Linked DNA regions of Homo sapiens: region 2 is linked to region 1. A link is an interaction called in ENCODE POLR2A ChIA-PET data of the cell type or tissue named here. Cell type or tissue: A673. All regions are shown on one strand. Links, peaks and the distances in the headings refer to the core of each region. The heading gives the core; the rest is flanking DNA. Region 1 overlaps MAN1A1 (mannosidase alpha class 1A member 1). Region 2 has its middle 32 kb from the start of FAM184A.

What was found. Peaks named below come from ENCODE experiments on the same cell type or tissue, not always from the same donor. Only the 100,000 strongest peaks of a DNase experiment are listed, where the experiment ranks them.
Region 2: POLR2A ChIA-PET joins it to region 1 with 14 read pairs; 2 of 35 experiments call an interaction of 5 or more read pairs at or near these places.

What each region holds. Positions count from the first base shown.
Region 1 is chr6:119,185,202-119,190,586 of GRCh38, reverse strand. MAN1A1 (mannosidase alpha class 1A member 1) reads left to right here. Exons shown (of 13, transcript NM_005907.4): 10 at 704-923; 11 at 2,010-2,182. Among named protein-coding and RNA genes, the nearest start is that of FAM184A, 110 kb to the right of the region's middle. In A673, for the core only: no CTCF peak of the experiment used is centred there; a DNase peak (open chromatin) is centred at 2,816.
Region 2 is chr6:119,108,268-119,113,652 of GRCh38, reverse strand. It overlaps a transcript of FAM184A not described here. Among named protein-coding and RNA genes, the nearest start is that of FAM184A, 32 kb to the right of the region's middle. In A673, for the core only: a CTCF peak has its summit at 2,714 (motif pointing right); a DNase peak (open chromatin) is centred at 2,732; H3K27me3 peaks cover 330 bases.

The DNA.
Region 1 (5,385 bases), core at 386-5,385:
AATGATAATTATAAATGACTCTTATCAAGTGCCACTTGCATTAGTGACTGCTTTATAAACAAAATGTGGCAGAGTCGTATCAGGAGATCCTGTTGTTCCCATTTATGGATTAGGATGCTGAGATTTAGAGATATAGTAAGCAAATTGTTCACTCCCACAAATTAGAGATAGTGTCAGAGCTGGAATTTGAAGCCAAGTCTTCTGGCCCCAGAACACCTCCTCTTTGCCACTCTATTTTGTTATCCCTCCAAGCCTACAGAAGTGAAAGGAAGAGTTCTGCCACCATCCTGGATCTCATGCACAAATATGCTGTGTTCTTCATCCACCTTAGGGCCTGGGCTGTGTTATTTCACCACTTATGGAAATGAAAATGTACCAAACCAACTATTACTGCTGCACAGTGGCCTGTCTTTGGGAAGGAGAAAGTTTTTTGAATATGAGGAATACAATGTTTGGTCACAGAACCAAGCAAAACCAAATGTGCTGGCGCAGCAGTGTTAATTCTGACTAATCAAACAAATAAGGCATAAACTAGAGGAGGAATACAGAAAGCAATAGCATGTAATTTCAGGTTGAATGGATTTTTAACACCAAACTCTGATTGTCAGGTGTATTCTATTCTTTTTTTTTTAATGTTGGGCATATTTTTAGTATAAATTTGAGAAGAGATTACAAAATGTTAAAAAATAAGTGTTTTTCACAGGCTATCGAGACTCATTTGATCCGCAAGTCTAGCAGCGGACTAACTTATATCGCAGAGTGGAAAGGGGGCCTCCTGGAGCACAAGATGGGCCACCTGACCTGCTTCGCGGGGGGCATGTTCGCACTCGGGGCTGATGCAGCTCCCGAAGGCATGGCCCAACACTACCTTGAACTCGGGGCTGAAATTGCCCGTACTTGTCATGAATCATATAATCGAACATGTGAGTACATGTTATTCTTCATTTATGGTCTATTCCCACATGCTTTGATTTAATGCAGTTTTGTCATTGCTGCCCTCAAAAGACTATCCGCTCTGCCTATGAAGCTTGATGATCGTGATTAATGTCTCAAAGGAATGTATATTTTATTTTAAAAGGCAATGCTTTTCTTCCTAAAAATATCTACCTTTAGTTTACCAAGAAACAAAAATCCAGGCCATAAAGAGTTAAAGCCAGCCTAATTTACTGACTTCTGCTTTTGCCAATAACATTGGGCAAGGGTCTCTATCTCCCTGCAAAGAGAAACTTAGCATTTTATTAACCATTATTAATCTTCTCCACATCCCCCATGAAACAGATCATGAATCCCACTCCCTTCTTATAAAATAGGAATTTGAAACACAAAGTGTAAATAACTGGCCTTCTGTTACGAAATTACTTAGGATTGTCAACCACTAAGTTTCTGGCTAACTCAAATGGTATTTCATGGTGCCTTGTATCTGCCTGGTGGGTGCTCAGTAAATGGGGGTTAAATGAAAAAAATAAATTGTTAATATTTTCTAAAATGGACTCTTTTCAATGACTAAATTGTTTAAGTATATGAATATTATATATTACATGATGTTTATAACTCGTTTTTAAAATGACTACTTTGACATTTCTCTTCAGTGTTGTTAAAGTACAGTCAGACCTTCGTATCCCTGGGTTCCACAACTGCAGATCAGAAATGTTCCCAAAAAATGGATGGTTCTGTCTGTAGTGAACATTTATAGAGTTTTTGTTCTTATCTTTATTCCCTAAACAATACAGTATAACACCTAGTTACATAACATTTACACTGTATTAAGTAGTATAAGTAAACAAGGTGATTTAAAGTATATGGGAGGATGTACCCAGGTTGTATGCGAATACTTTGCCATTTTATATAAGGGACTCAAGGATCCATGGATTTTGTTATCCTCGGAGGGTCCTGGAACCAGTCCCTCATAGATACTGAGGGATGACTGTACTTTCTAGTTTCATTTAAGTTATTGACTGTAAGCACTGTCCAGGAAAATAACCCTTATTCATTCATTCCATGTCCTTTAGTTATGAAACTGGGACCAGAAGCTTTCAGATTTGATGGTGGTGTTGAAGCCATCGCTACAAGACAAAATGAAAAATACTACATCTTACGGCCAGAAGTTATGGAGACTTACATGTATATGTGGAGACTGACTCATGATCCAAAGTACAGGAAATGGGCCTGGGAAGCCGTAGAGGTGATGTTTTAATTTGCATGTTTCTTATAGATAAATTTCATAGTAAAAAATGTTCAGTGATACCCATAAATCAGGCTTATCAACTTTTCTATAATTTTTAATGCTTCGACCAGGATTTTTTCCACCCAGGACTGTGTATTTTCATTGAAGTCATTTTATATCCCTGGCTTCAGCTTTGCTTTGTATAACATTGATATAGATATATCTACTGATAGACTTAGATATTGAAGGAGATAACTAGAAAGGCATAGTCTAAAATTAAGTTCCCATTAATACAAAAATGATGATCTCTTAATTCCACCTAAGGGTTGTTGGCAGCTTGGGGTATTCACCTCTATTTCAATAAACCACTTCATGTTTTTTTCTGTCTTTGGGCTTTAAAATGCTAGTATATGCTTTTACTTAGAGTAAATAGCTACTTAGATCTAACTTTTAGAAAGCACTTATAGAAGAATTACTTTGTATAAGGATATTCCTTTACCAGTCTCAGGTTTCTTGGAATATCTATAAGCTTTCCATCTGCCCAGTGTGTTGTTTTGTCTGTCACCTCTTGGGTCTCTTCCTGCTGAGGATAGTATACCTCCTTCCTAAACCAATCTAGTGAATGCTTTGTGTGCCGAATGCCTGAGGAGGCAACCTGCAGGATATGCATCTAACAATGTCTGTCTAATTGTAAGAGTTATTATTCCTCAAGGAGTGGGAGGGAATTCAGGGGATAAGAACAAGCAAATTCTTTAATTACACTCTCATTCTCTAGCACTCTTTGTTAGAAAGTTAGCTATCTTTAAAAACTGTCCATGAGGAATGACTTCTCTCAGGAAATCTAAAATGAATATTGCCTTTGGTAAAATTTAACTAATATCTTAGGAAGCCATCGGTGAATCTTGCTTATTATCCTCTTCATTTAATATGTGTCTTATCATTAATCATCAGTCATTTTAAATAACAGCAATTCTCTAGGCCTCTTTGAGGGGGCAGTTTTATTACATTTAATCAGTAGTCATTGTAATTTCTTTACATTTCTGTTTTTTTCCTCTGGAGAAAATGTTAAAGTTGAAGCTTTTCTAAACTTTGGTGATAGGGAATTGTTTTGGTCTTCAATTGGCCAGCAAATGAATTGAATATTTTAAGTTGAAAATATCAGGAATGGTGTGTTCCATCAAATCTAAAACACCATAATTAGTAAGAAGCATCATTATTTTATATACCACTAAGAAAAATAACACTACCAATTAAGTTATGACATCCATTTTATAGATGTTAGAATGTACAAAATGTATGGCCGAGAAGGTATCAAAAATGGGAAGTAAGCAAATTCGTATTGCCAGGTAGACAGGATGCTTTGGTTTGCTGTGTTCTTCAGGGGGTTGCTTGTTTATGAGATCATAAGGTTGGTTTATGTGTTATGATTTTTATTTCTTGTCAACTCTTTAACATAATATATGACCTGAAATCGTTTCCCTGTGTCACAACACTGAGGTCTCAATTTTGGGGATGCCCCCAGTAACCTCTGCTAGAACCTGAGCTATAGTGGTGAGCCAGGAGTGCTGTAGGGTCTTGCATTTTTTAAACCAGAAAAACTGGGACTTCGAAGGCATGGCCGCACGTTTTTCCCCTGGTGTTATGCCCACCCCCGTGGCCTCCTGTGTTTCAGCAGCAGCCCCGCATATGCTTGCAGCTCCCACCTCCAGCACTTGGCTGTTCTGATGCATACTTGAGACCACAGCTGGAAACCATGTCAGGAAAAGAAGGTGGAAGAGCTTTTCCCTAGCCAGCTGGCTGTGGTCTGGGAAGTGCTGGGGAGTTAATGGCTGTCAACCAAGGAGGTTTTGGAGTTGGTGGATAACTGTCCCAGTCTTCTTTCCTTCAAGAATCATTCTGGAATGCATGCTACATGGTTCTTCAGAGGGTTTCTAGCAGGAGTGAGCCTCGTTGCACACAGTTGAACAATATGATTCATTGGCTCTTCTGTCCCTGTTTTGCTTTTCCCACTTGCCCACTTCCTGATGTCACCTCCCTGATAGACTTCCTGCATCCTGCGTCCAACCCTTGTCTCATGCTTTATTTTTAAGGGAACGCAAACTGAAACATAGGGGGTCTTAAAAATCACCTCATCCAGCTTTCCGCTTAAAGACAAGACTCCCCTCCATATCTTTGCAAGATAGCTGTTCCTCATCAACCCAAGGACTTTCCAGCAAAGGGGAATGTATCACCTAATAAAGTAACTCATTCCAATTGGTAATATTGAAGGTGTTAGAAAGTTATTTATTTTGAAGCCACAATTTACAGTGTTCTGTGCTCTGGGGGTACCAGAGGGAAAAAATCTCCCTTCTGCATTTCAGCTCCTCAATTATCCGAAGACAGCAGGTTCTGCCATCTCTTCCTTTCCTCATCCATCATTTCCCTTGATTTTCTTCTCCTGACCTGGTTTCCAGCTGTGGTCTTTTAGGGCTGAATAGTGTGAACCTCTCTTCTCTCTTCGCAGTGTGATTTTTTCACAGCTTATGGTCCAACTTGTTCTTTTAGTAGATTTATATTTAAAAAAAAAAAAAAAAAAAAACTGGGAGGCCAAAGTGGGTGGATCATGATCATGGTCAGGAGATCGAGACCATCCTGGCTAACACGGTGAAACCCCGTCTCTACTAAAAGTACAAAAAAAAATTAACCAGGCGTGGTGGCGGGCGCCTGTAGTCCCAGCTACTCAGGAGGCTGAGGCAGGAGAATGGCATGAACCCAGGAGGCGGAGCTTGCAATGAGCCGAGATCACGCCACTGCACTCGAACCTGAGGGACAGAGCAAGACTCCAACTCCAAAAAAATAAAGAAAAACTGGCTTATATTGAAATTATGGTCAGTGTTAGCTTCTCCATTTGCTACCGTTGAGTCACATCTCCTTTGCACTGTGCTTTTTCACCCATACTTTCAGTTTGTAAAGTATTTGTAAGCCGTCTTCCTATCTTCTAACAAAGCACTCCCTTCCCAGCCTTCTTTCACTGATACACTTGAGAAACCTGCTTTCTGTGTCTTAATTAAATTTCTAATAATAATGTCAAATAAGATGTGAAAAGGTATATAATCCAGCAGTACAACACTAGAGAGTTCTTTTGTGGGTTAACAGCACTCCATTAATCACAGGTGTTCAAGCACTTGTGAGTCTGCCTGACAGAAATAATATTTAACTGATAATTTCTTTTGCTTTTTCTC
Region 2 (5,385 bases), core at 233-5,232, 77 kb after region 1:
TCTCTCTCTCTCTCTCTTTCTCTCTCTCTCTCTCAATATCTTATTGTACTGTACTCACCTATTTTCAGACCACAGTTGACTTCAGGTAACTGAAACCTTGGAAAGCAAAACCACAGATAAGGGGGGACTGAGAACTATAGTTGTATGGTATGAGCTTCAAAGAAGCATGATTAGGGGTGGTGAGGTTGAAAAAAAAGGAAGAAAACTGGTTTCAGAAGCATCACTGGGAAGCAAGTCTCCACATCCAGGCACCAAGTCATAATGGGGACTTAAGAAAGCTGCATGACAACCCGTAACTCAGGACACAGCCAGGCCTCATTTAAACAGTGAAGGGGAAGGACCTTGAGAGCCAGGGAGATCTGGGGAAATTAGGAGGCAGGTTGAGCAAGCGAGAGAGTTTCCTGGCCACAGTTGTAATGTTTCAGGAACATAATGAGAGCATTTTTTTTTAAAGGGTTGAGTCAAATAATCTGATAATGGTGATCAGGAAACTTGCCCCATGAGCACAATGGCCATGCCACAGAAATGGGCTGGCAGTAGTACCCTGTCATGCTCAGTCAGTGGCTGCAGCCATACTGGGGCGGTGTGGACCCAGAGAACAGCAAGGGGACTGGCAGCCAACTACACTCCCCTCTGCCAGAGAGACAGGAAGTAAAACCTTCCCCTCCCTTCTGCAGCTCCACTTAGCATTTAGGCAAGGAAAAATGTACTGTAAGTGCCCTTTTATGGCAGTTGGTCATTTTGCTGATTTTCTTCGCAGAAGGCATCCTTTATCCCACACAAAGAAGTTTTCCAAAGATGCCTTGGATTCCACATCTATCCTTTTTCAACTTTCCTCATATTTTAACTATCTTTCTCAATTTCATTTTTATCTTTTCCACACATTTCCTTTAAAAAATAGTGTGACTATCTCAAGCTATGAGACAGGATTGCAGTCCATTTTCCAAAAGAATAAAATTCAATTTCTCTGTAGAGTGATGTCTGTCCTGTGGCCACTCTTCAGGGTATAACAGGTAATAGCCACTGACGATCTGAATTGCAAGTGTGGGGGTGGAAATCAATTAAGCTGAAAGTGAAAAGGATAAAGGAGACTGCTCTACTCTAAAACCCATTCAACTTTCAATGGCCAGAAAACTAAAAATGTTATCTCAAGAGTTTTCTAAACGGTTTAAACCTAACCCGGATGGAAGTCATGGCACGTTCAATTTGAAGTATGATCATTCAAGGCTAGGCGTGGTGGCTCTCGCCTGTAATCCCAGCACTTTGGGAGGCCCAGGCAGGCGGATCACCTGAGGTTGGGAGTTCGAGACCAGCTTGACCAACATGGAGAAACCCCGTCTCTACTAAAAATACAAAATTAGCCGGGCATGTAACGTGCCTGTAATCCCAGCTACTGAGGAGGCTGAGGCAGGAGAATTGCTTGAACCCGGGAGGCGGAGGTTGTGATGAGCCGAGATTGCGCCATTGCACTCCAGCCTGGGCAACAAGAGTGAAACTACACCTGAAAAAAAAAAAGAAAGAAAGAAAAGAAAAAAGAAATATGATCATTCCCACACTCTATGTATAATAATAACACATTTCATGGACATAGGAGGTCCCCACCTGCTTTCTTTCCAGAATAAGTACAATCAGGGATTACATAGTTTTTAATAGAATAATATGCAGTACATGGCCTTGTTACTTTGCTATGTTTTAAAACTACCAGAAGACCATGAAAACAATTTTTCAATTTCTCTAGGGCCACTAAACAGTCTCTTTTCTGTTTCTTTAATGAAAACTGTTTCTTTAATGAAAATATTCAGTCTATATGCCAGGAAATGGATTTTATAGAGAAACATGAGTTGCCCAAATTACCCTAACTTGCCTCCTTCCCTGCAGCTGAATCTACTACATGCATTTTTCGTAGTACATTAAACTGCTGCATTCTCGACACCGCCAAAATAATTTGCATTGTGACTAGAACATGACAATCTGTTCATCAACAGACAAGACACCTCTTTCAGGAATGGGGAAACCCAACAGACTTAGTGTCAACTTATTATTACATGGTAACATAAACTGGAATACGCCGGGTTTCTGTGGTCTACGGAATCAGCTTCCTCACTTCCCTGGAAATTCAACATTTTAAAAAATTATCTTTTGCCATTTTAGCCATTTTTGAATGTACAGTTCTGGGCACTGAGAACATTCACATTTTTGTGCAACCATCACCACCATCCACGTCCAGCCGTTTTTCATCTTCCCCAACTGAAACTCTGTATCCATTAAACTCTGACTCTCCGTTCCCTCTTCCTCCCTAGCCCCTGTCAATCACCATTCTACTTGCTGTTTCTGGGAATTTAAGTGCTCTGAGAATCTCATATAAGTGAAATAATATATTAGTTATCTTTTTGTAATTGGCTTATTGCAGTTAAGTCTTCAAGGCTCATCTATGTGATAACGTGTCAAAACTTCCTTTTTGAGGCTGAATAATATTATATTGTTTGTATATAACATATTTTGTTTATCCATTCACCATCAAGGGACACTTGGGTTGCTTCCATGCTTTGACTTTTATAAATAATGTTGCTATGAATGGGGATGTACAAATAGAAACTTCAATTTTAAGTAAGCATAAGGCTGCAGCAATGACGAGGATACTCATCGCAACCTTCCTTTTCATTTGCTGGGCCACACTTCAGTTACAGGTGGTGACCAGAGTGAATATCAAGTTTAAACTGCAGGTGGCAGCAAATATTCATGAACTAGACCCAATGTCTGGCAAAACCATAGCTGTTTTTTACTGCGTTAAATTTTGCCTCTTTAGAATGGAATTCACATTTTTCCCCAGGTCGCCTATGTTCAACATAAGAAATGCTGGAAGCATTTGTGTGGGTTTAACTAACAAGGAGTACTTTAATTGTGAAATATAAAAGAATGGTGGATCAGTATCTGAGTGCTTGAAATTCTGCTCACAGCTTTCACAGTCTTGCCTGAAATGTCTCAGCCAACCACACATTCATAATCTTGCCACATCTTCAAGCTCTGAAAATAGGTCTTCATCATTCATGAGGAACGGCCTCTGGCTTGTCCATGGGATAGACCCTGCTAGTTGTCTATCCAATATCCTTTTCACTTTTTTGCCTACAAATAAAAACCCCAATTTTGATTAGGCCACCGTGTACCCAACTAAAAAAAAAATCTCCATTGCCTCACCTCTCTTGCAGCCGAGATGAGGGTATGCCACAGTTCTTTCCTGGAGATAGAAGCTCAAGTCTGCTGGAAATCAAAAGTTTTGCTTTCCTGATACAGGCTCCTCCCGTTCTTCCTTGTGTTTGTTGTGTTTCGATTGTTGTTTTGGTTGCTTCCTACCAAAAACCTGGGTGGGAAACTAAAGGTGGGACAGCCATACTGTAACGATGAGACCACCAGGAAAATAAACGCACATGTTAAGCACTGCAGAGTAGAAAAAGGAGCCTGGGGTGATGATGGCCCAGGTGAGGTGCCCCAGGATCCCTGGGCTACCCATCTGTAGGTGGACTGCTTACTTTCAAGCAGGACTTCTCACTTCCTGTTATGCGAGAAAAATATTTCCTTATTGAGTTAAAGCACGATACTTAGACTTATGTTAGGTGAAGCAGCGCCCAACCCCCAGGTGAGATGGATAGATAGTCCCTGGGATGCATCGATGAGTTAAATGTGTGTTTAAAGATAAAGACAATAAATATACTAGCTTCTTTTTTAATTGAGAAAAGGTGCCTAAAATGCAGGGCAGAACTACATTTTTATCAGACATAGGTCTAAAAATACTAAGGCAGATATTACGCAACATTTAAAGTAATGAGTTAGTAGGCTTTTCCATAAATAAAGGAATGGCATTTAGGAGTAGAAGTAGGAGAAGAGGATAATAAATAATAAATAGCAGAGCTATTTTAAATAATAAAAGCAGAGCTGAGTTTCTAAGATGAAAGTCCTCATGAATGTGGGAGTCTCTGTTCATTAACAGCTTCAATTCGTCAGATTTTGCCACAATGTTATAATAACTCATTTGTGAAATGCCACAAGGTCAAGATAATCCTGTCCTCATCCATATCTTTTTAGTGAGAACATTTGGTGCTCTGTATACATAGCTAAAGTATTCATCCAGTGACATGAACATTTACCAACATCTGAGAGAGAGACAGAGAGACAGACAGAGAGAGAGAGAAGGATTCACAGAAAAAGTGAAATGAAAGACTTGGAGAAAATATTCTAGAATCAGAGCACCCAAAGGGATGGAACCAAACAGGAGAGTGACTGTGAGAGAGGCTGAGGTTTAAGTGCTAAAATCAGGTCTAAATCTGTGACTCTAATTTCTTCTGTGTACTTTAAACAGGTTTCTACATTTGTAAAGTAAGAGATGGGAAATGTCTCATGACACTTATAATTTAGTTGGAGAATAAAAAACTAAAGACACATTAGCATAAGAGCAAATAGTGTGGCACAGTGTGTAATTAATGGCTAAATTATATGGTTCAAGGACAAGTGCTACAGAAATTGAGAAAACAATAAGACCAAGAATAGTTGGGAAAGGGTTTCATGGAGGAGATAGGAATAGGGATAATTTACAAAGAGAGAATATTGAAGAAATAACTTTCTAAGTAGAAAGGAAAAAAGACAAGAAAGGATGCAGATGTTTGGCTTGTTTGTGGCATGAAAGGAAGACTTGTTTTGGAAAATAGTGGGGAGTAGATTTAGGTTTGTAGTATTGAGTCAACTCATAGATGCCCTCAAAAGCTAGGAAGAAAACATTTGGAAGTTGAGTAGAAGTCACTTCTGTTTCCTGGAGCGTGGAGATTATTGGCTCAGGCATTCCCAACTCCACTCAAAGCTTTAATGGTTGGGAAACCCAGGAGCATCCCAGGTACCCAAGCTTGTACTGAGTGTCAGCTCCTGAGCCAGCAGCTCTCTTCACTCTCCATCAAACTCCATCCATCAATCCCTGGGTGACTCCTTCCAAAGAGGGAACCAACCCAACCTCCAGAGGGTACTGTCATTTTCAATCCATGAAGAGGATTGCAGGCACTCCCTGCAATTTGAAGAGAAGATTATGATTTGAAAAGGTAGACAGTCTTTTAAAAAGTCAAGAAAAAGTTTTTAAGAGTGACAACCCCAGTACACCATCATGGAATTTCGGCAGAGGCAAAGAAAAAAAAAATTGCCACCAGTGCTGGCCACCTTCTAGAGCTGCTGACTTGGAGGAAGCAAACTAAAGTGCAGAGGACCTCAATAGAGCCTGGATGGGGTAGAGGCTATTTAACAGCATTTCAGAAGAGAGAAGAGACTCGAGTTCTTGGTGATGGTTCCACTCTGCTCCAGACAGGTGCTCCAATCTCATTCAACAAAAATTATTCGGTGAGAGTGTCA